Regions from separate parts of the Homo sapiens genome. Here regions 1, 3 and 4 are each linked to region 2. The links are chromatin loops, found by intact Hi-C in ENCODE. Cell type or tissue: Caco-2. All regions are shown on one strand. Links, peaks and the distances in the headings refer to the core of each region. The heading gives the core; the rest is flanking DNA.

Region 1 (7,997 bases), core at 1,382-6,381, 160 kb before region 2:
GACTTTTGATACTGGTGAGCCCCAATATGGTACCACAGTATTTTAATATCTGAGTATCAGGTGTAGATTCACTCTAAGAAGTAGCTAACTTCCACTTTCTTTTAAACTACTAATCAAGCAGTTTGTCTGCAAGCTCCATTCCCTCCTCTCTCTGTACAGATAATTACATGTTCATATTCTCAGAATCGGCTATTGAAATCAGCCATATAAAGTAAATAGGGAGTAGCTTTCCTTGAAAATACACCTCTTTGTGATTCTCTGAACTTGGCAGTGGACCTGTGGCCCTTGTGGCTTTTGCTCACAGGGCTGAAATGCCCACAGCCTTGGGCTTCCAAGTGGCTGGTGTTGACCTGGGGTTCACACACAGAAACTCATTCAGTTCATGTTTATTGTTTCCCACTTCCCTAAACTGAGGCAATGTGCCATGCTCAGTACCTTATTGAACACTTAATTCAGTGCAGGGGTACTGGTGGGAATTGCAGGTAGCATAAAAATTGGAGTAAAACATAGCCTCTGTTTATGAGTATATGATTTAGGTAGGGATAATTAATTAAATAAAAAATTACCTCTACCACAGGCAGAAAGACCCTTGCTATATGAGTCTGCTTATGTGCTCAGTGCTTCTGTGTGCCACACCTGAAAGAGATGGTTGTGTTCTGAATAAGACAGAATTCTATAGACTCCACCTCTGTAAGTTACAATGCAAGTCAATGGGAAAATGATTTGAGACTACCACAGTTGTAGAAACACATCTTTTGAATAATCCTAGTCATACATTATTTATCTCACTAGCACGTTTTGAGAATTAGAGGTAGAAAATGATAACACAATAAATATATAAAATCATTGTTAAATCCCATTACCTTTGCAGGGATGTTAGTTTCTTCTGGATGTATGTGTTTCCCTGCGTTTGTCAATAGCCACATAACGAGTGGCTACTGAGAGTATTCCAGCCTTCAAAGGCAGGCTCTGAGTGCAAATTTGAACCAGCCTCGGGGCAGCCATTAAAACTAATTAGGAAACAAAACTACCTCATGCTCAGTGAATATTTGTAGGTTCTGGAAAATTCTGAAAGGAAAGGAGTGATTCTAATTAGAAGCAGGTCATCGGGCCAGGCGCAGTGGTTCACTCCTGTAATCCCAGCACTTTGGAAGACCGAGGCGGGTGGATCACCTGAGGTCAAGAGTTTGCAACCAGCCTGGACAACATGGTGAAACCCTTTCTCTACTAAAAATACAAACATTAGCTGGGCGTGGTGGTGGGCACCTGTAGTCCAGCTATTTGGGAGGCTGAGGCAGGAGAATCGCATGAACCTGGGAGGCAGAGATTGCAATGAGCCGAGACCGTGCCACTGCACTCCAGCCTGGGCGACAGAGCAAGACTCCATCTCAAAAAAAAAAATAAAAAAAAAAATAAATAAAGCAGGTTGTCATAGTTACTTTATTTAAAAAGAAATGCAGAGTTCAGGACCTGCTTCCATCTGTGGACAGAAGGGCAACGAAGGGAGGCCTGGGTGTGGAGAGGAGGAAAAGGGACAGAAAGCACAGGATCCCTGTTCCTAGGTAGTAGAGCTGTGAGGACGTCCTGTGTCCACATCCTCCATGGGTCCCTAAGGTAGCAGAGTCAGCCTCCCAGGAGGAGAAACTGGGATGTGTTTGATTCAAATCATTAAACAGGAAATTCTCCTCCTCCTCCTCTACTTCCTTCTCTTCCTCCTCCTTTCTTCCTCTTCCTTCTTCCTCTTTTTTCTTCTTTCTTCTTCTTCTTCTTTTTTTGAGACAGGGTCTGGCTCCTGTTTCCCAGGCCTGGAGCACAGTGGCGTGATCTCAGCTTACTGAAACCTCCACCTCCCAAGCTCAAGCCATCCTCCTACCTCAGTCTCCTGAGTAGCCGGGACTACAGTCATATGCCAGCATGCCTGGCTAATTTTTGTAGAGACTGGGTTTTGCTATGTTGCCCAGGTCCTGGGCTCAAGTGATCTGCCTGTCTTGGCCTCCCAAAGTGCTGGGATTACAGGCATGAGCCACCTTGCCTGGCTTCCTCTCTTTCTTTTCCTCAACCTCCAAGCAAACCTGTAGTCAAAAGCTGAAACATTAGGGTGTTTGCATATTTTATTGAAAATTTTCTACTGTATATTTTTGTCTTGTTTTGTGTTCATCTGACACGTGTATATTTTTTTCCAAATCTACTTTTCTGTTTAAGCACTGTCTTACATTGTTATCCTTTAGAAGAAATAGAACTTTGTTCTGAAGTTTTATATCCATTCATTACTGTTAATGTGCATTTTCTTTGTAGACACCTTAGCTTGAGAACTAAAATAGCATCTTTATGCTTTATTGGAATTTTCTAGATTGGGAGAGTACCCCTTATGGTTGGATACAATAATTTAAAAAAAACTTCCTTACTAATTTTTCTAAAAGTCCCCCAGGTCTGATGCCTAATGTAGTTCACAGCTTGTTAAACCTGTTTATATCAAGTTTCTCAAGTTAAAAAATTCTCAAATTAAAAAAAAAACAAAACTTACTTGTTGTGAGATATACATACAGAAGCATATGTTATAAAGTGTATATATGTAATAAAGAATAAAGTGAACACCCCGTAACTACCACCCAGGTAAAGAAATATGGCCAGCATTGGCCAGGCATGGTGGCTTTCGCCTGTAGTCCCAACACTTTGGGAGGCCAAGGTGGGCAGATCACAAGGTTGAGAGATCGAGACCATGCTGGCTAACACAGTGAAACTCCATCTCTACTAAAAAATACAAAAAAATTAGCCGGGCCTGGTGGCGGATGCCTGTAGTCCCAACTACTTGGGAGGCTGAGGCAGGAGAATGGCACGAACCTGGGAGGCAGAGCTTGCAGTGAACCAAGATTGCACCACTGCACTCCAGCCTGGGCAACAGAATGAGACTCCGTCTCAAAAGAAAAAAAGAAATATGGCCAGCATACAAGCAACACACCTTTGTGTGCCTCTCCCGGCTCACAATAGCCACCCCCCAAATAAGCAACATGCTGCTTTTTGTAATATTTTTTCTTTTTAATTTTTAGTCGTACCACCAATGTATTCTCTATTAACTGATAAAATTAGTTTGGCTTGTTTCTGAACTTCATATAATTGATTCATATTATAGGTATTCTTTCATAAGATCCTTCCTTCCCCTTCCTTTTTTCTCTTTTTCCTTTCCTTTTCTTATTTTCTCCTTCCTTTCTTTCCTTTCCCTTTCCCTTCCCATTCCTTTTTCTCTTCCCTTTTCCTCATGGCTCACTGTAGCCTCGATTTCCTGGGCTCAAGCAATCCTCCCATATTGGGGGAACCCGCCCCCAATATTTCAACGTAGGTTCTATTTTCCATAAGTGTCGGCCAGCTGAGAAATAAAGAGAGACAGTATAAAGAGAAGAATTTTACAGCTGGGCCGCCGGAGGTGACATCACATATTGGTAGGACTGTGATGCCTGCCTGAGCCTCAAACCAGCAAGTTTTTATTAAGGGTTTCAAAAGGGAAGGGGGTGTAAGAACAGGTAGTAGGTACAAAGATCACATGCTTCAAAGGGCAAAAAGCAGAACTACTGATAAGGGTCTAACAAAGATCACATGCTTCTGAGGGAACAGGACAAAGGGCAAAAGCAGAACTACTGATAAGTATCGGGGGAACCCACCCCCAATATTTCAACGTAGGTTCTTTCTATTTTCCCTAAGTGTCAGCCGGTCTGAGAAATAAAGAGAAAGAGTACAAAGAGAGGAATTTTACAGCTGGGCTGCCGGAGATGACATCACATATTGGTAGGTCCATGATGCCCCCTGAGCCTCAAAACCAACAAGTTTTTATTAGGGATTTCAAAAGGGGAGGGAGTGTATGAACAGGGAAAAGATTACATGCTTTAAGGGGCAAAAAAGCAGAGCAAAGATCACATGCTTCTGAGGAAACAGGACAAGGCAAAATCAGAAACTCCTGATAAGGGTCTGTGTTCAGCAGTGCACGTATTATCTTGATAAACATCTTAACAGAAAACAGGGTTCGAGAGCAGAGAACCAGTCTGACCTGAAATTTACCAGGGCTGGTGTTTCCCAATCCTAGTAAGCCTGAGGGTACTGCAGGAGACCAGAGTGTATCTCAGTCCTTTTCTCAACCGCATAGGACAGACACTCCCAGAGCGGCCGTTTATAGACCTCCCCCTAGGAATGCATTTCTTTTCCTAGGGTCTTAATATTTAATATTACTTGCTAGGAAAAGAATTTAGTGGTATCTCTCCTACTTGGCACGTCCATTTATAGGCTCTCTGCAAGAAGAAAAATATGGCTGTATTCTGCCTGACCCCGCAGGCAGTCAGACCTTATGGTTGTCTTGCATTGTTCCCTAAAATCGCTGTTATTCTGTTCTTTTTTAAGGTGCACTGATTTCATATTGTTCAAACACACATGTTTTACAATCAGTTTGTACAGTTAACGCAATCATCACAGGGTCCCGAGGTGATGTACATCCTCAGCTTACGAAGATAACGGGATTAAAAGATTAAAGTAAGACAGGCATAAGAAATTATGAGAGTATTATTAGGGAAGTGATAAATGTCCATGAAATCTTCACAGTTTATGTTCAGAGATTGCAGTAAAGACAGGCTTAAGAAATTATAAAAGTATTAATTTTAGGAACTGATATATGTCCACGAAATCTTCATAATTTATGTTCCTCTGCCACGGCTCCAGCTGGTCCCTCTGTTCGGGGTGCCTGACTTCCCACAACAGATAAGGGTCCAACAAAGATCACAAGGCAAAGGGCAAAAGCAGAACTACTGATAAGGTTCTATGTTTAGCGGTGCACGTATTATCTTGATAAACATCTTAAACAACAGAAAACAGGGTTTGAGAGCAGAGAACTGGTCTGACCACAAATTTACCAGGGCGGAGTTTTTTCCCACTCTAGTAAGCCTGAGGGTACTGTAGGAGACCAGGGCGTATCTCAGTCCTTATCTCAACCGCATAAGACAGACATTCCCAGAGCGGCCGTTTATAGACCTCCCCCTAGGAATGCAATTCTTTTCCTAGGGTCTTAATATGTAATATTCCTTGCTAGGAAAATAATTTAGCGATACCTCTCCTATTTGCACATCCATTTATAGGCTCTCTGCAAGAAGAAAAATATGGCTGTATTCTGCCTGACCCCGCAGGCAGTCAGACCTTATGGTTGTCTTCCCTTGTTCCCTAAAAATCGCTGTTATTCTGTTCTTTTTCAAGGTGCACTGATTTCATATTGTTCAAACACACATGTTTTACAATCAATTTGTACAGTTAACACAATTATCACAGTGGTCCTGAGGTGACGTACATCCTCAGCTTACAAAGATAACAGGATTAAGAGATTAAAGACAGGCATAAAAAATTATAAAAGTATTATTTGGGAACTGATAAATGTCCATATTAAAATGAAATCTTCACAATTTATGTTCCTCTGCCGCAGCTCCAGCCGGTCCCTCCGTTTGGGGTCCCTGACTTCCCGCAACATCTCTCCCTTTCTTTTTATATAAATGTGCCATGGCGATGAAGGCTTGTTCGTTCTCCCAGTTTTGACACAGGATTCTTTGACTGGTCTGGCACATGGTATCCAGATTCCTTCTTGATCTCGAACCAACATTATACTTTTCCTGGAGTCAAAACGGGAGTTAACACAAGTGTATAAATGACAATTAATGCATTGGACAGTTTGATTGTTCGTCCAAATTTTGATATTTTCCACTAACAGCATGTAAGGAGGCTTAACACAACTCTGTATAGGAGTAGTCAGGTTGGCGGTAAACAAAGCAGAATGTTTGAGTCTACGTTGATACTGAGGGAGAGGAGCGGCAGTGGCAATGCCCAATGTTCTGCGCCACAAAGAAGCAATCCTAGGTGCCCGGGGATGCCGAACAGGTAGAGGAGCATACCTGGGTCAAGAAGAATTATCATAATGCCAATTGGAGTCCCATAAAGGAGGATCAGCATCAAAAAGAGGGAAAAGGTTCAAAGGGGATTTATCATGGAGTTCAGAATCACGGATGCAAGGGGCGGTAGTGGGGACAACAGACAGAAACGTTTCCCCTTCCCATACTTGCAGTCTGGACATGGCAATAGCCAATTTCCAAAGTTCTGGGTGTTCTGGGCTCGGAATGGGGAGTATCCATACTAGGCCTCGGTCGGGGTGGGGGGTAATGCCCTTATCTTCCTGTTTTAAGGAAAAGGACGAGCTGAACCTCCTATGCCAAGTAGGATGATGATCCTCGTCATCCCAATAAGAAATATAAAATAAGTAGCCTCCAGGCATTCCCTTCTGCCAGAGGAGCAATCGTTTTTTAAATAGCCCTTTGGTGCCCAGTCTATTACTAAACCATATGAGTCATTTTTTTTAATACTACTGCATGTGAATTAACACAATCTTCCCAAATTAAAGTTTTAGATGGGCCCTCAAAATTTTTAGGACATGGTTTTCCTACAGGTTTATATTGAAGGTATGGGGTATCTCCTATTACTCCCCCTTTCATTTGTCTTAAAGGAGAAAGGGAGAGGCCGGAGACCAAATGTCCCCATTCCCTTGTGGCTGATCTCTCCAGAAGGTAAGCAGCCCAGACTTGAGTTTCTAGATGGATACAACCAGGTGCATGTCCAAAGCCCAGAGGAGGGCATTTATAACCCATAGTAACATTAAATGCAGTGCTTTCTTTTCCTGGTTGAGCAGGGCAATGTTCATCTGTAGCTCCAGGCAGCCACACACGATATCGTTAGCATAGATTTCCACAGGAGCATCCATCCAGGTGAGAGATTGAATAAGTGGGGGAAAAAGCACATAAGCCTAATAAGAATAATTTTGTGTAGCAGGTAAATCAGTTTGAGGGGAAACTGGTAAGACAAAGTGTAAGGGGGAGAATTATTAAATAAAACCTATTATAAGCGAGATCCAGTGCTAAAGGAGGAAGAGAAGAACAGGGGGATGTTATTTTCAGGCTAATAGAAATGGTGAGATTTTTAGGTTCTTAAGGAGAAAAAGGGAATTAGGAGAAGTGGGATTAGTTAGAGGGGTCTCTGTTGCCATTAGGGAGGATTGAACCACACCCATTTTAATTTGGCGTGCCAGTTTCTGAGGAGTCGGCACAGATCTCACCAGGTATGAAGGTGGTCTCTGACGCAGACGTCTCTTCCCTATGGTTTTTATTGTCAGTATTCACACGAAGTTTAAGTCTCCTAGTGGGCACCCAGACAGGGGATTGATGATCTCCTGGTGAAACACAAGCATACCCTCTTCCCCACGTTGTAATTGTTCCAGCTTCCCAGGTATTGGTCTGGGAGTTTTTCCCTAACACTGGCTTGCCTTCATTTAGGGAGAATTTTTTGCCTGTTCAGCTGCAGTCAGAGTATGTCTTTAGGAACATTTAGAAAGTTTAAAGTAAACAATGCTAAATGTAACTGGGAGTGGGGAGTGGTTAAATTATGCTTTTGTTGCTCAGACTGTTTGGACAATTGAGTTTTTAAAGTGCAATTGGCCTGTTCCGCCACAGCTTGTCCCTGAGGATTGTAAGTTACTCTGGTAATACGGGAAATTCCCCATTGTTGCATAAATAAATCAAAAGCCTTACTAACATATCCAGGGGCATTGTCTGTCTTTATTTGATATGGAAGCCCCATAACTGCAAAGCAAGAATACAGATGTCTTTTAATATTGGCTGTGCCTTCCCGTTTGGCAAGTAGCCCAAATAAAACCTGAAAAGGTGTCTACAGAAACATGTACATGTGAAATTCTGCCAAAGGAGCTAACATGAGTCACATCCATTTGCCATAAATCATTAGGAGTTAGGTCTCTGGGATTAATGCCAGGTTCCTGATTTGGAAGTACAAAAACTTGGCACTGAGGGCAGTGGTGGACAATAAGCTTAGCCTCCTTCCAGGTGAGAGCAAATTTATCTTTTAATCCAGCAGCATTGACATGAGTGAGATTATGGAACTCCTGAGCTTCTCGGATTGCAATAGAGACCAGT
Region 2 (7,997 bases), core at 1,004-6,003:
TCTTCTTTTCCAAATATGGTTATATAACATGCTTACATAACCCAATGTATTTTCTCTTTGGTCAAACATAAACCTAAGCTTTTTCTTCTAAATTTGAGAAAATAATAACAACAAATCTCTGCTGCTTCTTCGTTTTCCAGAAAAGTAAATGAATATTTTCCTAACTCCTCTCCTCCAATCAAAAATACAAAGCAAAACCCCTGCAAATAGTATAACAGAGATTTTGCTGGTATTATTTGAAAACGTTCATGCAATATAATATACTCATTCTGCTGTTAGTCACATTTCAGTATTAAAGGACTCAAATTGTTGCAGGAATAGCCAGCAGAGGTTCTACTTAACATTTTGTGTCACTGTGCTGTTGTTACTTAACTAGCTATTTTTAGTTCTAAATGTATATTGTCTTCCTAAAACAAATCGAGGCAACAAGGTGTGCCAGAAACTGGCCCTTGCTGCCACTTGGTCAGAGGTCCCCATCCTGGATTGCAGGTGCTGTTTGGCACGGCCGATGGGCAGGTGATTGTCATGGATTGCCACGGCAGAATGCTGGCCCACGTCCTCTTGCACGAGTCAGACGGTGTCCTCGGCATGTCCTGGAACTACCCGATCTTCCTGGTGGAGGACAGCAGCGAGAGCGACACGGACTCAGATGACTACGCCCCTCCCCAAGGTACTCATTGGCCCTACTTTCCTTGTCACTGACCAGAAGGACAAGGAAGGGCATCGGAGCAGAGTAGACTGATGTGGAGGAGGGAGGGTGAAGGGCCGCCACACCTACGGCACCCGGGCTTCCTGGGAAGAGTTATCAAGCTGAAATGCAAGGTAGGGCTGGCCTCATCTAGATGTGACTGTCTCCCCGCTGTTGTCCCTTTTCTCAGAATCACTGGTCGAATTGATTACACTTAATTCGCTTAGCTTTTCCTAGATATAAAGTGAGACACATGGCTCTTCCTGTGTCCCTGAGGTATTGTGGGGCTTAGCTGCTTAGTGACAATAAAGAAAGCTAAAGATGAAAAATGCTGTGCTATTATTATAACTTAATATGTGATATATCCAAATCCCCAATGTTATTAAAGCCCGCGGCTTTAGGTGCATGAGAAAAGGATTTGTTTTGCCATAATGAAGGCCAGCACCTTGGGCAGATAACTCTACATTTCTGTCTGTCCTCTTTATTTCAGGCAGAAGCTCTCCTCCTCCTCAGGTCTAAAAGACCTACTGCCTCTCTGTATACTCCAGTTGGTGTTGAGTACTCTTGGTGGGGATGACCTCAAATTCCAGCCACCTTAACCTCTAGCAGGTCCCCAGAATCAGTGTGCAGCACTGGCCCACTCAGTTGGCTCTTCACCAGCATCCCATCCCCTGCACCCATCTCTTTTAAAAAAATTGAGATACAATAATTGTACATATTCATGAGCTACATTGTGATATTTCGATACACATAATGTATAGTGATCAGATCATTTTAGTTAACATATTCATCATCTCAAACATTTATCATTTCTTTGTGTTGGGAACGTTCAATATCCTCGTTCTAGGTATTTGAAACTATATAATATGATAATATGTTATTGTTAACATGTCATCCTCCATGGTATGGAACACTAGAATTTAGCCTTCCTGCCTAGCTGTAACCATCTCGTTTTGGGGAATGGGACTGGCTTCTTGATTAGAAGTGGTCACACTGCCGCAGGCTTCTATCCTTAGCCTAGCACAGCTGTGCTTACACTGCTGTGTGCCCTTCATAGTCAAAGGGCACAGTGGGTGCTTTCTAACCTTTCCTGCCATTGTGGGGCATGTCGTCCTGTGAAGGGCTGTTCCGGGGGAAATTAGAGAAATTGTCTGCCTCCGTTAGAACCTGCAATATTCTCGTGTTGTGTTGTCTTCTCTTTCCTGTCACAGTGTGTTATGCTTCCCAGCAGCAGACACGTATGTGTGTACACACATACTCATTCATTTATTCATTTTAGGAGAAGGCATTCACACATGAAAAACAATTGAGATTAATGGTAGTGTTTTAGGACCAGTGGCTTGGGGGCTTTTTATGGGTATTCCTAGCACCCATAAAGCAATTTAGGAATTAACCATCCCCTTTCCTAATAGGATACCAGCCTTGAGAGAAGTGTTGGTCATATTTCTACAGCCTCATAATAGTAAAGTCAGTGTCTTCATCACATGGACTCAGCATACTCTTAGAACTCCTCTTTAGTGGGTCAAATCTAGATTTACTTGCCCCCATTTTATTATTGAAAAAAAAAAAAGAAAACAAGGGACTGGGCACGGTGGCTCAGGCCTGTAATCCTAGCACTTTGGGAGGCCGAGGCGGGTGGATCATGAGGTCAGGAGATCGAGACCATCCTGGCTAACACGCTGAAATCCCGTCTCTACTAAAAATACAAAAGAAAAAAAAAATTAGCCAAGCATGGTGGTGGGCACCTGTAATCCCAGCTACTCCGGAGGCTGAGGCAGGAGAATGGCTTGAACCCGGGAGGCGGAGCCTGCAGTGAGCCAAGATCGCGCCACTGCATTCCAGCCTGGGCAACAGAGCAAGTCTCCGTTTCAAAAAAAGAAAAAGGAAAAAACAGAAAAGAAAAGAAAGGAAAAAAAAACAGGACTCAGAGACCAAGTTTATAAAGCAAGTCCAGAGTAAATCCAAGAACAGAATTCAGTCCCTGGTTGCTCCTCCAGGCAGTTGCCCTTCTCAGAAGCAGGGGGGGCAGTTTAGAGGATGACAGGTGTTCACCTTTCACGTGCAACAGGGTTCTTCTTAGTGGCCTAGGGAATTTGAGTGTGGAGGTCGGTATAGTGCAGTGTCATGATGTAAAGCAAAGCAATAACTGGGCTTCCTCTGCAGACAACTGGCAGGTAGGCCCACCTCGATGGCTGCTAAGATGAGCCCAGTGTGGCTGTGAAGCCTACAGGAGCCTTCTGAAAACGTTGCTCTATCTAGGCATCTAGGAAGGGCTTACTTTTGCTTTTTCAAACACCCTGTGAAAGACCAAGTCCATGGTCCATCATGGCCCCTTCCTTAATGTCTGCATGAGGCTCCAGAGCAGGGTTTTCCTTATGCCGGCTGTGCTCCGCAGGTGCAGCAAGCCTCTATGAGCCACATTTAGCCCAACCTTCTCTCCAAATCTGGGCTGGCCTCTGTGGCTGCTTATTTCCTGTAACATTCAATGAAAGAGGATTTAGAAAGAGGATTTGGAACTTGAAAAGCAACTTTTTTCTCTCTTAGACCAGAATTAAGAAAATGTTTTTATCCCTCCTCCTACCATCCTTGGATGTTGTATGACATTAAAATAATTTATGTCTATATGTCATTAGAACCGTGTAACACATTAACATCAAGTTAGTAAACTTTCACACATATTCTCACCACTCACCAATTGCCCCCAGGGCTATGTCCCTAGTGTCCTGCTTCTTACTCACAAATTCTCTGTTAGTGCCCACTGATGGCCCTTGTGTAGTTCCTGAATGATATAGAATGTTTCATTCAGGTAGCATCCCAATCCAGAGTAGGATCTGCATTGTCAGGCAATTTCTAAGGCACCATGCAAGATTTCAGCTTTGGGAACCTGGATTTGGGTGGTGTGCTTCCCTCCTTTTCACTTGGCACTTGTGTTCCTGCAGATGGTCCGGCAGCATATCCCATCCCAGTGCAGAACATCAAGCCTCTGCTCACCGTCAGCTTCACCTCGGGAGACATCAGCTTAATGAACAACTACGATGACTTGTCTCCCACGGTCATCCGCTCAGGGCTGAAAGGTACAGAATGCTGCACACACCCCAAACCTGCAGACCGGGCCTGTGTGTGCTTGCCTCAAGGCCGGTCTTGTACACTCTGTGCTTACTGATTCCTGTCCTCTGTGGTGACACCTTCTGGGCTTCATGGAGTCTGTTAACTAAAGCCACTCCCTCTTCACTCCTTTGCTTATCTGATAAGTCCATACCTAGTCTTATCTCAAAGGGAGATTCCTGACATTCAGTCTTTGTCTTAGCCTGCTCTTTTCCTCACTATGACAAGAATGATCCTCTCTCAGGTGTACAGGTATGTTTGCATCTGGCTTACGCATGTCTGCACAATAAACGGACTGCAGCACCTGCCATCCCTAAGGCAGCAGATGGTGCACAAGACATCATTTACACAGAAGCCCCTGTAATTTTAAGAATCTGACAGTCTTATTAAGGAACTGATCATCACTGTGCGATAAAGTTACCTTGAAAGACTTGTGGAGGTTCTGCAATTACTAGACTGAGGCATTGTTGTGAAGGGCAGCAGTCAAGTGCTGATACCTTCCTGATAGATATTATGAGTGTTGTTATCTCAAAAGAAAATCAGTGGGCATAGGCATTTGGAGTGTTGTGAATTTTGCAGTTCAAGAGTACTGTTGATGTTGTTGACCCCATTGATGTGAGTTCTATGGAAAAACAATCTGTCTCTTCAGGGTTGAATGGTACAAGGTAAAAAGGTTTTAAAATTCAATACCTGGGCTGCCTCTGACCCTTGATGTTTAAGGGACCTCCTGTAATCTGAATGAGGATATAGGAGACAAGCCAGGAACTTTGGTGTAACTCGCTGCTGTCATTCAAAACTGGCCATTGGTCTAGGGAGTCATTACCGTGCGCTACTGCTGCTTGCCTGAATTATTCAGCAGTCACAGGGATGTAAAGAATCAAGTCTAGGCTGGGTGCGGTGGCTCATGCCTGTAATCCCGGCACTTTGGGAGGCCAAGGCAGGTGGATCACAAGGTCAGCAGTTCGAGACCAGCCTGGCAAACATGGTGAAACCCCATCTCTACTAAAAATACAAAAATTAGCTAAACACAAAAAATTAGCCGGGCGTGGTGGCGGGCGCCTGTAGTCCCAGCTACTCGGGAGGCTGAGGCAGGAGAATGGCATGAACCCGAGAGGCAGAGCTTGCAGTAAGCCGAGATCACGCCACTGCACTCCAGCCTGGGTGACAGAGCGAGACTCTGTCTCACAAAAAAAAAAAAAAAAAAAAAAAAGCCGGGCACGGTAGCTCACGCCTGTAATCCCAGCACTTTGGGAGGCCGAGGCGGGCAGATCACGAGGTCAGGAGTTCAAGATCAGCCTGGCCAACATCGTGAAACCTCGTCTGTATTAAAAATACACAAATTAGCTGGGCGTGGTAGCAGGTGCCTGTAATCCCAGCTACTCGGGAGGCTGAGGCAGGAGAATTGCTTGAACCTGGGAGGCGGAGGTTACAGTGAGCTGAGATCAAGCCACTGCACTCTAGCCTGGATGACAGAGCAGGACTCTGTCTCGGAAAAAAAAAAAAAAAAGCCAGGTGTGGTGGCGTGTGCCTATAGTCCCAGCTACTTGGGAGGCTGAGGCAGGAGAATCGCTTGAACCTGGGAGGCGGAGGTTGCAGTGAGCCAAGACCGCACCACTGCATTCCGGCCTGGGCAACAGAGGGAGACTCCGTCTCAAAAAAAAAAAGAATCAAGTCTATATACTTAACTGTTGGTTGGCAAGAATCATACCTGCCTCTGCACCGCCCCCCCCCAAGTAATTACTCTATTTTTAAACTATAGAATATTTTTAGAAACATATTACATACCCTCTTTTGGGCATCCCAATCTACTGTCTCAGGACTGTAATTATAAGGAATTACTTAGGCTGTAAAGTCCTGAGGGACATGAATGACGTTGAAGTCCTTTTTATCACACATAGGCCCTGGTAGGAGTTGAGTACATATTTTTTGTGGTGATGATGAACTTAAATTCCTGTGCTTGTCTGTAAATTTTTTTCTGAATGTTCTGTCTTTCATGGAGCTAAAACACAGGATGATCAACATTAATTCCTAATGTATTTATAATCCATGCTTAACTTTTTTCTTCAAAATTCTATTTTTAAACCTTTAAACCAAGTTTATTAATTTTTTGAGAACCTGCCTCTAGTTCAGGAATCCAGAACTTGGTTTCTCTACCAAATATCTGGTGAAGGCTGAACATAATATAATTACCACTCAGTTCCTTTTTATTCTTTACGGGGGAATTTTTCCAGTTTTTTACCACCCTGCTTATGGAAACTTTATTTTTTATGCCTTGAATATGCCCAAGGTATTGGAGCAACAGTTCTCTCTTTTTTTTTTTTTTGAGATGGAGTTTTGCTCTTGTTGCCCAGGCTGGAGTGCGGTGGCACGATCTTGGCTCACTGAGTCTTCTGCCTCCCAGTTTCAAGTGATTCTCCTGTCTCAGCCTCCCTAGTAGCTGGGATTACAGGCGCATGCCACCACGCCTGGCTAATTTTGGTATTTTTGGTAGAGATGGGGTTTCATCGTATTGGTCAGGCTGGTCTCGAACTTCTGACCTCAGGTGATCCACCCGCCTGGGCCTCCCGAAGTGCTGGGATTACAGGCGTGAGCCACCATACCCATCCTGGAGCAGCACTTCTAACGTTTTGCAACCATATGTGCAATATAGGTAGAAGGATATGTTAGGTAAGTTGGGGAGGTGACCCAAAGTAGCCCTCCCAAATGTGAAATTTTTTTCCTTGAGTTTTCTTCTAAAAATACAGGCAAATTTAACATTTTTTTTTTTTTTTTTTTTTTTTTTTTTTGAGACGGAGTCTCGCTCTGTTGCCCAGGCCGGACTGCGGACTGCAATGGCGCAATCTCGGCTCACTGCAAGCTCCGCTTCCTGGGTTCACGCCATTCTCCTGCCTCAGCCTCCCGAGTAGCTGGGACTACAGGCGCCCGCCACCGCGCCCGGCTAATTTTTTGTATTTTTAGTAGAGACGGGGTTTCACCTTGTTAGCCAGGATGGTCTCGATCTCCTGACCTCGTGATCCACCCGCCTCGGCCTCCCAAAGTGCTGGGATTACAGGCGTGAGCCACCGCGCCCGGCCAAATTTAACATTTTAATTATTACCTAACTAGATATCTAAATCTAACCTAAAAATGTTTTCAGTTATTTACAGGATGCTTTCAGCGGGGTACGGTGGCTCACGCCTGTAATCCCAGCACTTTGGGAGGCTGAGGCAGGTGAATCACCTGAGGTCAGGAGTTCGAGACCAGCCTGGCCAACATGGCCAAACCTTGTCTCTACTGAAAGTACAAAAATTAGCCAGGCGTGGTGGTGCATGCCTGTAATCCCAGCTACTTGGGAGGCTGAGGCAGGAGAATCACTTGAACCCGGGAGGCAGAGGTTGCAATGAGCTGAGATTGCGCCATTGCACTCTAGCCTGGGTAACAGAGCAAGACTCCGTCTCAAAAAAAAAAAAAAAATTATTTGCAGGATGCTTTTGTTCTGTGTCTTCCTAGTTTCAGAAAGTTAGATTAAATCGAAATGAGCTGGTGCCATCAAGTAGGTGCTGTAAGGACAGAGAAAAAGCTTCCCTTCTGTCCTCTCTGAAGGTTCCCTGAAATGACTGACAGTAGACAGATTAACAGGAGAAAAGGCATAGAAATGTATTAATGTGAATAAGCATAGGACCCACATAAAATAAGAGACTCAAAGAAAGGCCACATGGTTGAAGTTTTTATACCCTTTCCATGGAAAGGAGGGAAATGGGGAGGTGGGTAGGCAATCATGATTAGTAGTAAGTGATTTCTAGGGGAAATGAATGGATCCAGGAGGTAGACGTTACCTTGTTAATAATTCTTAGGAACTGAACAGGACTTGTAAGTTATGGGAAGGTGAGGGGTAGAACTCTTACTGTGACCAAAGGTTTCGACAACTTTTATTCTCTTCTCTGGTGGTTAAGTCTTTCCTGGTTATTTGGGGAAAGCAGGAGATCAGAAAGTCCCTGGCTCTGAAGCAGCTTCTAAGGCATGCTTGTCCAGCTTGCAGCCTGTGGGCCACATGCAGCCCAGGACAGCTTTGAATGTGGCCCAACACAAATTTGTAAACTTTCTGAAAACATTATGAGATTTTTTGTTTGTTTAAGCTCATCAGCTCTTGTTAGTATTCATGTATTTATGTGGCCCAAGACAATTCTTCTTCTTCCAGTGTGGCCCAAGGAAGCCAAAAGATTGG
Region 3 (7,997 bases), core at 1,880-6,879, 130 kb before region 2:
CTTATCCTCAATTGTTATATCTTTTTTTTTTATTTAATTTTTTCAGACAGAGCTTCGCTCTCTTCCCCAGGCTAGAATGCAGTGGCACAATCACCGCTCACCGTAGCCTCTGCCTCCTGGGTTTGAGTGATCTTCCCACCTCAGCCTGCCAAGTAGGTGGGACTACAGACATATGCCACAATGTTCAGCTAGTTACAAATTTTTTTTTTTTTTTTTTTTTTTTTTGGTAGAGACAGGGTTTTGCTGTGTTGCCCAGGCTGGTCTCAAACTCCTAAACTTAAGTGATCCGCCCACCTCAGCCTCCCAAAGTGCTGGGATTATAGGTGAGAGCCACTGTGCCCAGCTCACGATTGTTAAATCTAAGGGCTCTGAAAATAGCAAGTTTTTGTATAATTGTTTCAATGGCAAGACCTGGCCTGGACTGATGTGAAGCCGCTGGTTGTTGTTATTCCATCACTTCAGCTGCAGAAATACTGTGTTTTATTATGGGGGCTGCCCAGACCTGTGGGTGGCACTAGATAATTGACAGGAGCTCCCCTTGTAGGACTTTGCTAAGATTTAAAAAATTCTGAATTCAAAATACTTGTCTCTAAGGATTCTCAATCAGGGGTTGTGAACTTGTGTCTTCATTTAAGGGAATCATCAAAAGAAACCTTGGGTTTTATTTAATTTGGTTTTTCATTTCCGGGAAGGCTGACATTTAACTCATCTCTGCCCTTACCTTATCTTCACTCCCTTCTACCACAAGAAGCAGAAAAACCCTGTGTCCCCACCGGCCATCCCTTAAGAACACTACTGAAAGAACCATTGCAAGATTTTATTTCTGGCCACGGAACTAACTAAATTGAAGGGGTCAGATCTAGTCGTCTGCTAATTTCACAACTGAATTAAAAAGGAAAAAAATCTGAATGAAAGATAATTTATTTCACCCTCAGCTAGTATGTAAAATCTGTTTTATATTATGTAAGTATTTAACAAATCTTAACAGTTTTGGAATTATAAATGTATTCAGTTAGATAAATTGAATCTGAAATTAAATACTGTGATAAATGTTTGTCTAGTCTTTGAGACTAGTTTGCCTTTCTCACATTGTGTATTCTGTTGTTAGAAATTTGTGATAAAATGGTATTAGCTATATTTGCCAGAGTTAAACATATAGTAGAGGAATTCTTATCCTGTGATACATAGCTTCATATTTGGTAAATATGTTAATGGTTCTAATCAGATGGTGAAAATATATGCCCCCCTCAATCCTGAAAGCACCTTTCATAAAAAAGAACCACTACCACAAAAAATGAATGATCAGCCAAACCAACTTTTCCCAAAGCAACTTTCTATGGCATTTGGGGACGGAAACAAAATAATCCTTTTACCAGTATCTCTTTTGAAACCTTTGATTAGCAGTGTTATGGAAGAGGAATAGATGTGTGCTTACCTACTGAAACTCCAAGGGGGACTCTTCGTGGCTGGCTGAGAAGTGATGCTTTTTTAGAATTATTTGTCCTTTTACTGTGAAGCAGTAATTCAAGAAAGATGAGTTTTTCTTTTAAAAGAGTCCTCAATAGGTGGGCAGGTATGTCAGGCAAAATAATGATTATGTTCCATAATGAAGATTATTTCAGAAAATAATTACTTGGGAATGTTTTTATTCTATGAAACAATTTCTTACAGATATTGTAGATGTCGTGCAAATTAATCAAGGTTATTTGTACTGATTGTCATTTAACAGGAATTTTTTTTTTTTTTTTTTACACAGAGTCTCACTTTGTTGCCCAGGCTGGAGTGCAATGGCGTAATCTTGGCTCACTGCAACCTCCGCCCCCCAGGTTCAAGCCATTTTTCTGCCTCAGCCTCCTGAGTAGCTATGATTACAGGTGCCCGCCACCACACCCAGCTAATTTTTGTATTTTTAGTAGAAACGGGATTTTGCCATGTTGACCAGGCTGGTCTCAAACTCCTGGTCTCAGGTGATCCACCCGCCTCAGCCTCCCCAAGTGCTGGGATTACAGGCCTGAGCCACCATGCCCGGCTAACAGGATTTTTTTGACTTGAGAATAAGCAGGCAGCTATGTGTAGTTGCTGGAATTCGTTTTGTTATAAGGACACGACTACTGTAGCAATGGTCTCACCTGATTTCTTGGATTGGGTACATCTTCTCCGATATGCTTTCTCTGACCCTGCCCCTTGTCCCTGTTGTACACTTAACAGACTTCTCTGGTTGCGCTGATCATGCTTTATTATAGTTATCTGCTTGCCTCGTTTGGTAAAACTTATTGGAAGATCAATGTACCCTGTCATTCTTAACTTCCTCACCTCTCATTGTTTAGAATATCAATTATTTATTTATTTTTTAAAAAAATTTTCTTTAACTTTTTGGCCCACTTCAGTGTGCTTTCTTTCCTTATTCTACTGAAATGAACTCCTCAATGACCACACATTGCTAAACTCATAGGTTTTTGGTGTTTTGTTTTTGTTTTTAAACTGCACTTGATGTCTCAGTAGCATCAGTAGAATTGAAATGTTGTCCAGGACACCAGGCTCTCCTGGTTTTCCTGTTACTGTTCTGGCCTCTGCTTTCCGCCTTTCTTTGCTGGCTCTGCCTTTTTTTTGCCTCATCTTTAAATGTTAACGGGCACCAGGCATGCATATTTTTCTGTATTTCCTCTCTATGTTGGCTTTAAATCTCCCTACATGCTATGACTCCAGATACCTCTCTCTGTCTGCCATCTCCTTCTAGTTCCAGACTTCATTCTCCAACTTGATATATGAGATACAAAAGTGGACACCAGTCAGGCCTCGCAGACTATCGGTCACCCAGACAGAACTCATTTCCCCCCGCCCCTTGAACCTCAGATCAGTTCCATGCACTGTTTCCCCATTTTAGTAGATGGCCCAAGACCAGCCAGTCAGTTCAGCTCTCAACTCAGGAATCTCCCTGCGCTTCCCTTGTCCCCAAGTCTTGTTATTAGCAAGACCTCCCACTGTATCTGACTTCCAGATAATATCTGAAACGTGCTCACTTCACCACCATGCCTAGCATAAACCTCCTCATGAATCTCTTGACTTAAACTCTACTATTTTTCTATTGTGGAGGACTCAACAATCTATGTTAAGTTTTTTAAGTGTTTTAAAAATATTATAAAAATTTACTTCTAAAGTACTTTTCTTTTTCCTAAAAACATTGTATGACACATCTTAATTCCAAAAAGGATGGGAATTTCTAGATTGTAAGAATGGTCTCCCTTGCAGTTGAAAGACCCTCCTAGTACCATTGTCTGATTCACCCTCTCCTGAAGAAGGCCCAGAGCCACTGGGGACTGGCAAGCCAGGTTCTGTGTCCACCTCACTGTGCATAGTGATGACCAACTTTCTCAACATTCAGAGAGGTTAGAAAACCATTTTATTTTGAAACATTTATACAGTATTTAAAGTACTTAATCTGTACAACAGTTTTAGTGGGAAAAGTTGACTCATTTTGGATTAAAGCCAGCAAAAACTCACTGCAGCTCTTTTATCTCTCATAAATTCTACATAGAAAGTGACTTTTAGTAGATTTGTGACCAACTAAGGTATTATAATGGTGGATATAATGGAGGGCTGTTTTATTTCCTTTAGTGATGGCCTGTTCTTTTTTCCTTTCTGTTTCTGTTTTTCCATATCTTGATTCCAAGAAGTTCTAGCTTTACCTGTCCAAGTCATTCATTAGTTTACTCAAGTCAGTAGTAAGTTGAAAATAATAATTCTCTTCTATCAGAGTTGTAGAACCTGAGATAATATGTTTTTGGAAGGGCTGTGAAAATGGTATATAAGTGATGAAATAGTAAAGTACTCTATACCCTTTGTACTTAAAGTAATATACTTAAGTATATTACTTTCCAGTCCTTACAATACCACTTAGTACCTGGAAATTCAGTTACTGTTCTGACTCATGAGGTTAGAAACAGTGTTTGTTGATTTTTGTTCCTCAGTTTAGATTTGAAAACACATGCATTAATTTTTAGCAGGTATTTACTGCATCTCTGTTGTGTGCCAGGTGCTGCGTGTATTTGCCACTGTCGGGGGGCAAGAGAAGTCCCAGCTTATACCTCATGGAATCTACAGTCTAGCATGAGGGTGAAACGTGGACTTCGCCTTCCTCTATTTGCATTTCCATTAGGAAGAGAAAGCAAGCTTTCAATTGTTCAAAGAATGAAGAATGAGGCTTCCTAGAGATTGTGTGGTGAAGATGATCTTTGAGCAGGGCCTTGAGAAATACTTAGGATTTAGCACGTTTAGCGCGTGCTTTTCTCAGTGGTGCAAGAAGATTAAGCCACATTCTGGCTTTAGAGAGGCATTTCTGAGAGAGATGAAGGACACTTCGTTCCCCAGCCCCAACCTAAGCATGTGACTGTACTCACCTTGTCAGATGCTGTTGGAACCTGGCTGACAAGGACAAGGACCTATGCATTTTTTCCTGCCCTGGAACAAAATTGCCCTTGTTGGACAGGCAGTGATGTTCTGTGCGCCTTTTGACTATACTGTGAAATGTTTGTGGTTTGTAATGGGGATTTTATCCATCTGAGCATGCTACACTTTTTATTAGTTTCCATGGCAGATGGTTAAACTAGGGTGCTGCCTTAATAATTTGACTTATGCAGGTGCTCAGATATGACTGTTTCTGTGCTTAATGTATTCAGCATGTGGTTGTAGTCGTTTGAAAAGTTACATAATCATGTGTTCATGACCTGAGTTAGAGATAATTTATTAGTGACTCAGCATTAATGACTCATTTTATGCAACTCTTCTGGTAAAGCAACGTTTCTGTTCATGTGAGCATATTGTAGCATGCTAGGTGACCACATCTACCTTGTTTCCTTCCTAGGTAGTACCTTTAGGTATTCCATTACAGGAGGGCTGCCCCACTCCCGGAGGTGCATTGAATACAGAGAGGGCATAGTTGGTGGAGAAAAGCCCTCCTTGGGATCATCTGTAGCTGGTAATAGGGACTGAGAAGCTCAGGGCTACATCATGGTTGAATGTTTGTGGATTCAGTGATCTGCATGGCAGGTTTCAAAACCATATAATGTTAAGAGATATGAATTGCAAAACCACAACCCCTCAGACTTTTCTATACAGTAAGTCCTCAATATTGTTAAGTTCTTGGAAACTGCAGCTTTAGGTGAAACAACACTTAGTATGTAGTATATACGTAGGATCTTTTTTCTTGTTTATATCAGTTAGCTTAAGGTAAAATTGTTTTCATATGCAGGTCATTTTTGCTTAAAGTTCAGCTTCTAAGAACCTATCCTTGAAGTTAAGTGAGGACTTAACTGTACTTTTTGCAGGTAAATTTACTGTATTGAGCGAAATGAATAGTGGAAACTTACCTAGTTTTTTACCCTGGAAAGGAATTTAAACCGATAAAATGCACTTACTAGAATTTGATGGATGTTCCGCTTTTATCTGCCAGCTTTATCACGAAGGATTTCCTCAGTGGGAACACTGAGAGAAAGGATCTGCATAGTGGGACTGGAAGGGTGGAGTAGTGTGTGAATGAAGTCAACTAGGTATTTAAAAAATATTCTTACATTCCCTGACTATAGCCATAATTAACGTCATTGTCCTGGTGAGTCTGTCTTCTTTTTTTAGACCAAGTCTGAAGAAATGGGTGGCAGATGTTGTACTGTTCTGATGTACTGCAGAGTGCTATAGTAGGTCAGAGGATGAAGCACTGTGGACCAGTGTGGTCAGGGAAGCTTCCTGCAGAGTCAGGGAGTGAGCTGGACCTTAATGTTCATTTCGGTTCCGTAAACATTTGAGAGCTCGCTCTAGGCTAGACTCTGTTGGGCTTTGGCTCTACAGTGGTGAAAAAGGCACTGTTCCTGCCCAGATGGATCGTCTATCGTGTGTCAGAGGGTGGATATTGTTTGCATGGATATAATGTTGTCTTTGCTGATGACAATTGCCATATATATTCCTGTAATTTGTGTGTGTGTGCTATGTCCATTATTTAGTGTAGCCCTCATAACATCTCTCTACAGCTTTGTATTAATATCCTTGCTGTACAGTTGGGGAACCTGAGGTTCTGAGATGTTAATGAAATTGTCTGAGGTTGCAGAGCCAGATGATGGCAGATCTGAGATTTGAATTTGTGTCTGTGTGTTTTTCTATCTATAAGACACTGCTTCAAAAAGGTGAAGGGAAGAGGCACCCTTAAACAGAGTTATGAATGACTGTGGTATGTGTGTGTTTTGGACATGGAAGAGTTTGGTGAAGTGTTGGAGAGTAGTGGAAAGCAAAGCGGGATCGACAGGTGGGACCAGACATACATAGTCATGATTATAAACAATAGTAATAAATGTTTGTGGCATGAAAGAAGACAGTGCTTTTGGTTTGGGCCGTATTCCAAGACCATAAGAAGACTCTCATATTCAAATAGAATTGTCAAAAAATCAAATGTGAGTGTAAAAATTACCATTCAATTCAGTGCATTTTTTCACCAATGTGGATAACTGACAGTTGACAGCACTGGCTATGCTTAATCAATTATGGAAATAATAGTCTTAAAGAAGTAACAGACATCAGTCACCATGATACTATGATAATGTACACATGAGCCTAACTCTTAATTGTAGCCAGTTATTGTAAACTGAAGGGATTTGAGGAACAGCTTTTCTTTTTTTTTTTTTTTCAGACAGAGTCTTACTCTGTCTCCCAGGCTGGAGTGCAGTGGTTGAATCTCGGCTCACTGCAAGCTCTGCCTCTTGGGTTCATGCCATTCTCCTGCCTTAGCCTCCCGAGTAGCTGGGACTACAGGCACCTATCACCACGCCTGGCTAATTTTTTGTATTTTTAGTAGAGACGGGATTTCACCGTGTTAGCCAGGATGGTCTCAATCTCCTGACCTCGTGATCCGCCCGCCTCGGCCTCCCAAAGTACTGGGGTTCAGGCGTGAGCCACCGCGCCCAGCCGAGGAACAGCTCTTCTTTTAAATGTCTTAGGAATTCTTATTTTGAATAAGGAACCTTTCTAGCAAAGAGGCAGAAATGAAACTTTTGTTTTATATTTAGGTCAGAATTTCATTTCACCTAAACTGGCTTATCTATTTTTATACCAAAGCTCAGTAGTGTGAGTTAATTTTTTATCACTGTAATAGTTATACATATTGGTAAATGCTAAGAATGAAAAATAGCAATGTTCTAACTCCTGTCTCCCCCCCTCCCCCCACCTGTTGTCCTGGCCACTTAACAAAGGCTCATACTATTATTTTTTTGATGAATCAATTTTAGGATTTTGTCTATTGACTTCATTCCCATCTCGTTAGGCTGAGATTTAGCACTCTTCTCTTTCTTTCATAGTCACTCAACCCAGCTTTGCCCTATCATCTAATCATTCCAGTATTACTGTATCACAAATATTGGTTATTATTCAGTGTTTACACTGTTTAAACTATGTCACTGTTATTCCCAGATGAGCCAAGTAGGGTACTATGATTGTATTCCTTCATTATTTAACTCTTTTCTCCTCATGATAAAAATTTCCCCCCCAGTGGTTTAGTTTATCTATTGCAAAACCTTCCTACATCTTCAGCATAATTTCATACATTCAAACCAATTAGATGGTTTATCAGTTCATTTTTTTGTTTTGTTTTGTTTTTGTTTTTTTCCTGAACACCTCCATCTGAGAGTCCTTTGTCATCCTTCTGCTCTCTGGATTGGTTGCTCAGTGGGCCTGCTGCCCAGGTGATTTCCTGAACTTCCTTTTAATCATCATCTTGGGAATTCTCTTTGCCCCCTATTTATTCCACGTGTCGTTTATGGAATCTTGTATTTTTTTGGTTAAACTCCTTTTTGTTGGAACATAATCTCCAGTATCTTCCTAAGAAAGTATTTGTAAGTCATAAAGTATAAGACTTTTAATCTCTGTAAATGTCTTAATTGCTTTCACACTTGATAGTTTGGCTGGGTACAGATTTCTAGGTAGTTTTCTTCAGAATTTTGTCTTCACATTTCCAGAGT
Region 4 (7,997 bases), core at 1,032-6,031, 110 kb before region 2:
ATCTATTTTTCTATAGAAATTTTGGTCACCTTCAAATTGTAAAATGTCTATGTATATTGGAGACAGTAATATTAGTCTTTTATCTGTGGTGTATATTACAAATGTCTTCTCTCAATTTGTTAACTTTGACTTTGCTTAGTGTATTTTTTGCCATGCAGAAGGTTTAAAACTTTTTTTTATCTAGTCAAATTTGTCAGTCTCTTATTGCGCTGGATTTTGAGTCATAATTGGAAAGTCTTTTTCCACATGTAAGTGATAGAGGAATTCACCCATATTTTCTTGTAGCTTAGAAAAAGACTCAGAAAAAAGAATACTATTGGTAAGAAAATCAACATGTATTTTGTCCTCATTAGGGGATTTTTCATTCATGACTTCCTTATAGCAGGACAAATACTAATCAAGCACTTTGAGACCTGCCAGGCAATTTGTTTTTAAATGCCTTCTAAAAATAGATAAAGAACAGAGAGATAACTAACTATTCAGGTAAAGTTAGAATTTCACTTAGGGACAAAAATGGGAATATAAGTCATTTTTTTAAAACTTTGATTTTTTGGTCTATTTTGAATTAGTCCCTATGACCAATTCACTTCTTTTTTTTAAGGTTCTTGCCTGTTAAACGGGTCATTTTGTTTAAGATGTTTTCTTCCTGATTTCATAGAGCATTTTGCTCAGAATAGAATCCAAGTCTCACTAGTGTCTTAGAGCTCTGTTCATTTTATTGCAGGGCTGAAGTTATTTGGAAAGGAAAGGTTATGAGCTGTAAAATTTTCTTTCTTTCTTTTTCTTTCTTTCTTTCTTTCTTTCTTTCTTTCTTTCTTTTCTTTCTTTCTGTCTCTCTCTCTCTCTTTTTTTCTCTCTCTCTCTTTCTTTCTCTTTTTTTTTTTTTTTTTTTTTTGAGACAGAGTCTTTCTCTGTTGCCTAGGCTGGAGTGCAGTGGTTCAATCATGGCTCACTGCAGAGCATTAATTTCCTGGGCTCAGGTGATTCTTCCACTTCAGCTTAGTAGCTGGGCTACAGGTGCACACCACCATGCCCAGCTATTTTTTTGTATTTTTTGTAGAGATGGGGTTTCACCATGTTGCCCAAACTGGTCTTGAACTCCTGGGCTCAAGAAATCCACCTGCCTTGGCCTCTCAAAGTGCTGGGATTACAGGCATGAGCCACCACTCCCGTTCAGCTGTAAAAATTTTTAGCCTTTTCTCCCTGATACAGACTGAAGCAATGGATAGTGAATGCATCTGTGTGTGAAACAGGTGGAGGACTAAAAATAGGTCCTCAAATACCTTTCTGCCATCAGTGTCACTAAAGCCCTGGCACTGATTCCCTTCCTGGAATTAAAGTGAGTACAAGAAGAAATACATGATTTACCTTTTATTTTAAGGCACCAAAGCCAAGTCCCTGCACCCACAGTGTGCAAACAAATAGAAACAACAAAGTGTCAAGTGCACTGGATACCAATCAATCGACTTATCTGACCAATACTCCTAAAGACCAAGAGTATTCAAAAATTATTTCTAGAAAGAAGTGAATGTTTGATTTTTTTTTTTTAAAGCAGTTAAGCACTTTTGGGACTGAAACAAAGGTACTAAAAGTAGGAAACAGAAGAAACCAGAGGAATATCGAATCTTGGAAAGGCCTTAGAAACCATCTCATTTTTAAGATTAAGAAAATTAAAGGCTAGAAAGTAGCTGAAGAAAGGTCAAGTGGGTAAAGTCACACTTTCACCCAACCTGTCTCCACCCAACAGTGAATTCTCATGACTCTGGCCGTAGTTATTGAAGGGTAGGTACAATTTAGGGCCATGAAACAGTCAAGTTACTGGTCTCTATGGTAACAGTCTTCAGAGCACCTGATGGAAGCATTTCCATACAAGTCACACTTTATGTATTTATTTATTTTTGAGACAGGGTCTTTGCTCTGTCACCTAGGCTGGAGTGCAGTAGTGTGATCATAGCTCACTCCAGCCTTGAATTCCTGGCCTCAAGTAATCCTCTTCCAAAGTGCTGGAATTATAGTCAGTCTTCCAAAGTGCTGGAATTATAGATGTGAGCCACCCCACCCAGCCCAAATTATACTTTAAAGTGTAATGAATAATAACAATCAAAAACAGACATTTAAAATGATAGGTGTAAAGGACACATAATTTAGTGAACATGATATTGCAATTAAACCTTATTTTGGACACTCTCATGCAGCCAGCTTATTGAAGTGCATGTCTCAGTCTGCACCTGCCAGCTCATTCTGGGCCAGTCTCTGCTAAAGGAGTGCTGCTGAGGTGTGAACCGTTCCAAAGCTGGGCAGTGACCCTGTATCCTTTGCGGAATTTAGCATTCCACATTTCCGCATACTAGAGGCTGGTTTGATATTTGTGACATTGAATCAGCCATGTTATGTTGCACCTGCAGTGGGGAATAGAGAGGCTAGCAGGTTGGAAGGTAAACTTGGCCCAGGGACCTAAATTACTACTTTGGGGTAGAGCCAGGACCAGAGAGGGACCAGGTGGGATTGGTAGTTACAGGTAAAGAGGGTACTCTGCAGGTGGGGAATGATCACATTTCCTGAACCTTGCTTTTGAGATAGGTCTTGATTGACAAATATTCTCTCTGGCTCTGGGAAATGTTGCCTCACTTTGTTTTCAGAACTCCCTTCCTGTGAGTCTCTGATGACAGCTCTTCTCATGCAGGTATAAGCCCTCCTGAGCGGGCAGGCATTCCCTGTGCTTGCATGTAAGACTGAGTCTTACACTTGGGAAAAAGTCTTGCACTTGGGAAAAAGAAAAAAACACATTGGTGTGCCAGATATCAGGGGAACCTGCCCCCAGTAATTCAACGTGAGTCCTTTTCTATTTTCCCTAAGTGTCGGCCAGTCTGAGAAATAAAGGAAAAGAGTACAAAAGAGAGAAATTTTAAAGCTGGTGTCCTGGGGGAGACATCACATGTCGGCAGGTTCTGTGATGCCCCCGAGCCGTAAAACCAGCAAGTTTTTATTAGCAGTTTTCAAAGGGGAGGGTGTTACGAATAGGGTGTGGGTCACAGAGATCACATGCTTCAAGGGCGACAAAAGATCACAAGGCAGAAGGTCAGGGCGGGATCACAAGGTCAGGGCGAAACTAGAACCACTAAAGAACTTCTGTGTCCCGCTGTGCACACATTGTCAGCGTTCAAGAGCAGAGAACCGGTCTGACTAGAATTCGCCAGGCTGGAATTTCCTAATCCTAGCAAGCCTGGGGGTGCTGCAGGAGACTAGGATGTGCTTCATCCCTATCTACATCTGCATAAGGCAGACACTCCTAGGGTGGCCATTTTAGAGGCCCCACCCTGGGAATGCATTCTTTTCCCAGGGCTGTTAATTATTAATATTCCTTACTGGGGAAAGAATTCAGCAATATTTCTCTTACCCATTTTTGGTAATAAGAGAAATATGGCTCTGTCCTGTGCGGCCCACAGGCAGCCAAACTTTAAGGTTATCTCCCTTGTTCCCTGAAAATCACTGTTATCCTGTTCTTAAGGTGCCCAGATTTCATATTGTTCAAACACACATGCTCTACAAACAATTTGTGCAGTTAACACAATCATCACAGGGCCCTGAAGCTACATACATCCTCAGCTTACAAAGATGACAGGATTAAGAGATTAAAGACAGGCATAGGAAATCACAAGAATATTGATTGGAGAAGTGATAAATGTCCATGAAATCTTCACAATTTATATTCTTCTGCCATGGCTTCAGCTGGTCCCTCTGTTCGGGGTCCCTGAGTTCCCGCAACAGGCCGTGGAGCTCAGGATACCTTAATTGTATTGGCCAGGTGAGCTTAGTTGATGTGGATCTGCTCGTGCAAGGTGAGTTGACCTTACTGTAGGCAGTAGGACATGTTCAGAGATCTGTAATTTCATTTGGTGGAATGTACAGTAACCTTGATAATTTGGTGACTAGAGAAAAATGGGTTTTTTGGGGGGAAAGAAGTGTATCAGAATTGTTTTATAACTAATTAGCCATTAAAATGAACCTGAAATAGTAGTATAGACATGCAAATTGTAGGACCACTCCTAAGTGTTGAGTATAATCATATTTATTGAATTAAGTCCTCATTAATTTAGCTTTATTTTCTTATGTTTGTTCCTGAGTGTGCCTAAGTGAGTCTTTCCCTCCTGCCCTGACGCTGCTTGGGCCCTCCTCTGTGTGCACACAGGGTGAGCGTGTGTGGGTGTGCATATCTCGTCAGCTGATATTATCCCTCTGGAGGAAAGGGGTGGTTCCACAGAGTTGACCGTACTGCTCCCAAACCAGGCCCTGCACCTGCATTGAGTCCTGGGTCTTCTGAGAACATGTTCTGATGTCCTTCCCTAGCCTGCCCTCCTGGAGTTCCCTCCTCAAGATGCACCTTCTCTCTTTCTAAGAGGAGAAAAGGTGACTCCGCTGAGTCCTACCTCCTCGACAAAGCGCCCTGACCACTTGGACCCAGTGATTCCAGAGAGTCCTTCGCAGGCCCTCATCCTTACTGTTTGTACCACTTGCTGGGCATATAACTTACTGCCTTCTGTTATTTTTAGGGATGTGTGCACATCTTGCATCTCTAGTTTAACAACGGTTGCTTGAGTTAGAGCCTTTGTGGGATTGCTGAGCTGCTTGAGAGGGCACAAATGAAGCAAGACTGAGGAGTTAAAGAATTTTAAGGCTCTCTCTGTTTTTTTGTGTGTGTTTTTTTGTTTGTTTGTTTAAGCCTTTGCAGAGCCATGGATTTTCCTAGTATGCTACTGAACACTAGATCTTATTCCTTCTATCTGACTGTATTTTTATGCCCATTAGCCATGTTCTCTTTATTCCCTCCTCCCCACAACCCTTCCCAGCTTCTGGTAACTGTCATTCTACTCAGAATCTCCATGAGGTCAATTTTTTTCTTTAGCTCCTACGTATGAGTGAAAACCACACGTCATTTGTCTTTCTGTGCCTGGCTTATTTCATTTAACATAATGTCCTCCAGTTCCATCCATGTTGTTGTAAATGACAGGAGTTCACTTTTTTTTATGGCTGAATAATATTCCCATGTGTGTATATGCCACACTTTTCTTTATCCATTTAACTCTTGATGGACACAGGTTAATTCCATATCTTGGTTATTTGACTGGTGCTACAGTAAACATGGGAGTACAGATAACTCTTTGACAAACTGATTTCCTTTGTTTTGGATATTTACCTAGCAATAGGGTTGCTGGATTGTATGGTAGTTCTATTTTTAGTTTTATGAAGATTCTCCATACTAAACGTTCCGTCCAACAATATATGAGGGTTCCCTTTTCTCCACATTCTTGCCAGCATCTGTTATTGCCTTTCTTCTTGGAAAAAGCTGTTTTAACTGGGGTGAGATGGTATCCCATTGTAGTTTTGATTTGCATGTCTCTGATTAGTGATGTTGGGCATTTTTTTTTCATATACCTGATGGCCATTTGTATGTCTTCTTCCAATAAATGTCTGTTCAGATCTTTTGCCAATATTTTAATTGTATTATTTATTTTTTCCTATTGAGTTGTTTGAATTTCTTATATATTCTGTTTATTAATCCCTTGTCAGATGGGTGGTTTGCAAATACTTTCTCCCATTCTGTGAGTTGTCTTTTCCCTTTGTTTATTGTGTCCTTTGCAGTGCAGAAGCTTTTTAGCTTGATGTGATTCCCCGCCGCCTCTGAGCTGGAGTCTTGCTCTGTCGCCCAGGCTGGAGTGCAGTGGTGCAATCTCAGCTCACTGCAACCTCTGTCTCCTGGGTTTAAGCAATTCTCCTGCCTCAGCCTCCTGAGTAGCTAGGATTACAAGGATGTGCCACCACACCTACTAATTTTTGTATTCTTAGTAGAAACAGTGTTTCACCATGTTGGCCAGGCTGGTCTTGAACTCTTGACCTCATGATCCGCCCATGTCGGCCTCCCAAAGTGCTGGGATTACAGGCGTGAGCCACTGCGCCCAGCCCAGCTTGGTGTGATCTTATTTGTCCACTTTTGCTTTGGTTGCCTGTGCTTTTGAGGTCTTACTCAGGAAATCTTTGTAAGGCTCTTTCTATTTTGAAAGCATGTTTAAGAACTTGCTGCACTTTAAAAAGTTGAGTTTACATAAGATTGTAATATTTATCAACATGAGTCACATTTTCACTTTCTTGTTCATTTGCACACTTTAGATCTAAATGCCGAGAACTAGGTTTTTGTTTATATAGCCTCGGTTGTCTCTGGAAGGAAAAATAGTTCCACGTGCCTGATCCATTCAGAGATGTAATTGCATAGCCTACCTGGTAGCTTAAGCATATAAGTTTCCTAGAATAATGAGACAACTAATGTACAATATGTGTTTTAAATTTTGTATTTGATACTTTAAATACAAATGCAAGACTGTGTGCTCAGTTGCCTATATTTACTGACTTCTTGAAAGGGTGGATTGAAGGCACCATGGCATAAAGAATGTAGGATTTGGACTCAGACCTTGAATCAGTTGTTAGTTCTGTCACCTACTAGCTGTATAATCTTCAACATGGCCCCTTAGCTGTAAAGCAAGGATAAAAAATCATATAGGGCTGTTGTGAGGATTAAGTCGAATAATGTATATTTATTTCATATATAAAATATCTGGTACAGTGTTTGACCCTAAGAATAGGCTCAATAAATGATCACTGCTAGGCTTCCTATAGTGAACGATGAGATTAAAAATAAATGTGTGTGTGTGTGTGTGTGTGTGTGTGTGTGTGTGTGTAGGCACTGCCTCCACCAGGACAGCCCCCGGGTGATGTGTAGAGAATCTGTACCCACCACAGCAGGGAAAATGGAGGACAAAGGGGGTTCCTGTGATGGCGTGTTCAGGGGCCTCCAGGAGGAGTAGGAGTTGTGCATGCTTGGAGCCCTGTGTGAGCGCGCCTGGGCTCTGTATGTTCTTTGTCTATGAAGGGGAGGGGCTTTGACTCCACAGGGGAGGTTTGCTGTAGTTCCTGTCAAAGGGCTGAGCTAGACTGGAACTCAGATTCTGGTTGAAACTGTGTCCAAAATGGTGTTGTGATTTAGATTCTTCAAACTTGGTTAGTTAACTCATTGCTGGTCTGCTTTTTCTTTTCTTGTGTTTCTAACCAAGCCAAATGCAACGGAAGGTAATGCAGGGAAGGGAATGGTGAGTGTTACGGGCTGAACATTTGTGTTCCCTCCTAAATTCAGCTTAAACCTTAACCTCCAAAGTCATAGTGTTAGGAAGTGAGGCTTTGGGAAGTGATTTGGGTCATGAGGATGGAGCCATCACGAATGGCCTTCTTAGGCCCTAGAGAGCTCGCACCCTCTTTCCCTCACATGAGGATACAAGGAGAAGGTGGCCACCTGCAGTCCAGAAAAGAGCCCTTGTCACAGCCCCACCATGCTGGCCCCCTGATCTCAGACTTCCAGCCCCCAGGACTGTGGGAAATAAATTTCTGTGGTTCATAGCTGCCTAGTCTGTGGTACTTTGCTATAGCAGCCTGAACTAAGACAGGCAGGAAAAGACTAATGGCTCCTCACTGATTTAAAATACTTTTAAAAAATCTATTGGGACAAATAGTTTGTCTTAAAATGAAAATACTAACAAAGTGAAGTGCATGGAGAAAATACTAATAAAATTAAGTACATGTGGATGTCAGGCCCCTGAGCCCAAGCTAAGCCATCATATCCCCTGTGACCTGCACGTATACATCCAGATGGCCTGAAGCAACTGAAGATCCACAAAAGAAGTGAAAATAGCCTTAACTGATGACATTCCACCATCGTGATTTGTTTCTTCCCCACCCTAACTGATCAATGTACTTTGTAATCTCCCCCACCCTTAAGAAGTTTCTTTGTAATCTCCTCCACCCTTAAGAATGTTCTTTGTAATTCTCCCCACCCTTGAGAATGTTCTTTGTGAGATCCACCCCCTGCCCGCAAAACATTGCTCCTAACTCCACCACCTATCCCAAAACCTATAAGAACTAATGATAATGCCACCACCCTTTGCTGACTCTTT

Evidence for each region. A loop is a pair of places that touch in the nucleus more often than their neighbours do. Peaks named below come from ENCODE experiments on the same cell type or tissue, not always from the same donor. Only the 100,000 strongest peaks of a DNase experiment are listed, where the experiment ranks them.
Region 1: a loop joins it to region 2, with 13 times the contacts of the local background. A loop is called at or near these places in 1 of 110 quality-filtered maps.
Region 3: it touches region 2 in a loop (8-fold over the local background); 1 of 110 quality-filtered maps calls a loop at or near these places.
Region 4: it touches region 2 in a loop (13-fold over the local background); 1 of 110 quality-filtered maps calls a loop at or near these places.

The regions. Positions count from the first base shown.
Region 1 is chr6:158,292,973-158,300,969 of GRCh38, forward strand. LOC124901447 (a long non-coding RNA gene) reads right to left here. Exons shown (of 2, transcript XR_007059835.1): 2 at 3,800-7,206. It also overlaps a transcript of TULP4 not described here. Among named protein-coding and RNA genes, the nearest start is that of TULP4, 15 kb to the right of the region's middle. In Caco-2, for the core only: no CTCF peak of the experiment used is centred there; DNase peaks (open chromatin) are centred at 3,479, 3,879, 4,029 and 4,909.
Region 2 is chr6:158,448,507-158,456,503 of GRCh38, forward strand. TULP4 (TUB like protein 4) reads left to right here. Exons shown (of 14, transcript NM_020245.5): 4 at 490-670; 5 at 3,628-3,762. Among named protein-coding and RNA genes, the nearest start is that of TMEM181, 110 kb to the right of the region's middle. In Caco-2, for the core only: no CTCF peak of the experiment used is centred there; DNase peaks (open chromatin) are centred at 3,825 and 4,595.
Region 3 is chr6:158,318,701-158,326,697 of GRCh38, forward strand. All of the region lies in intron 1 of TULP4 (TUB like protein 4), which reads left to right. SNORA116 (small nucleolar RNA, H/ACA box 116) reads left to right here and starts at 4,282; the gene lies at 4,282-4,428. RefSeq lists enhancers at 4,641-4,710, 6,704-6,753. In Caco-2, for the core only: no CTCF peak of the experiment used is centred there; a DNase peak (open chromatin) is centred at 4,301.
Region 4 is chr6:158,336,256-158,344,252 of GRCh38, forward strand. The region is part of intron 1 of TULP4 (TUB like protein 4); the gene reads left to right. Among named protein-coding and RNA genes, the nearest start is that of SNORA116, 17 kb to the left of the region's middle. RefSeq lists an enhancer at 2,887-3,419. In Caco-2, for the core only: no CTCF peak of the experiment used is centred there; a DNase peak (open chromatin) is centred at 3,186.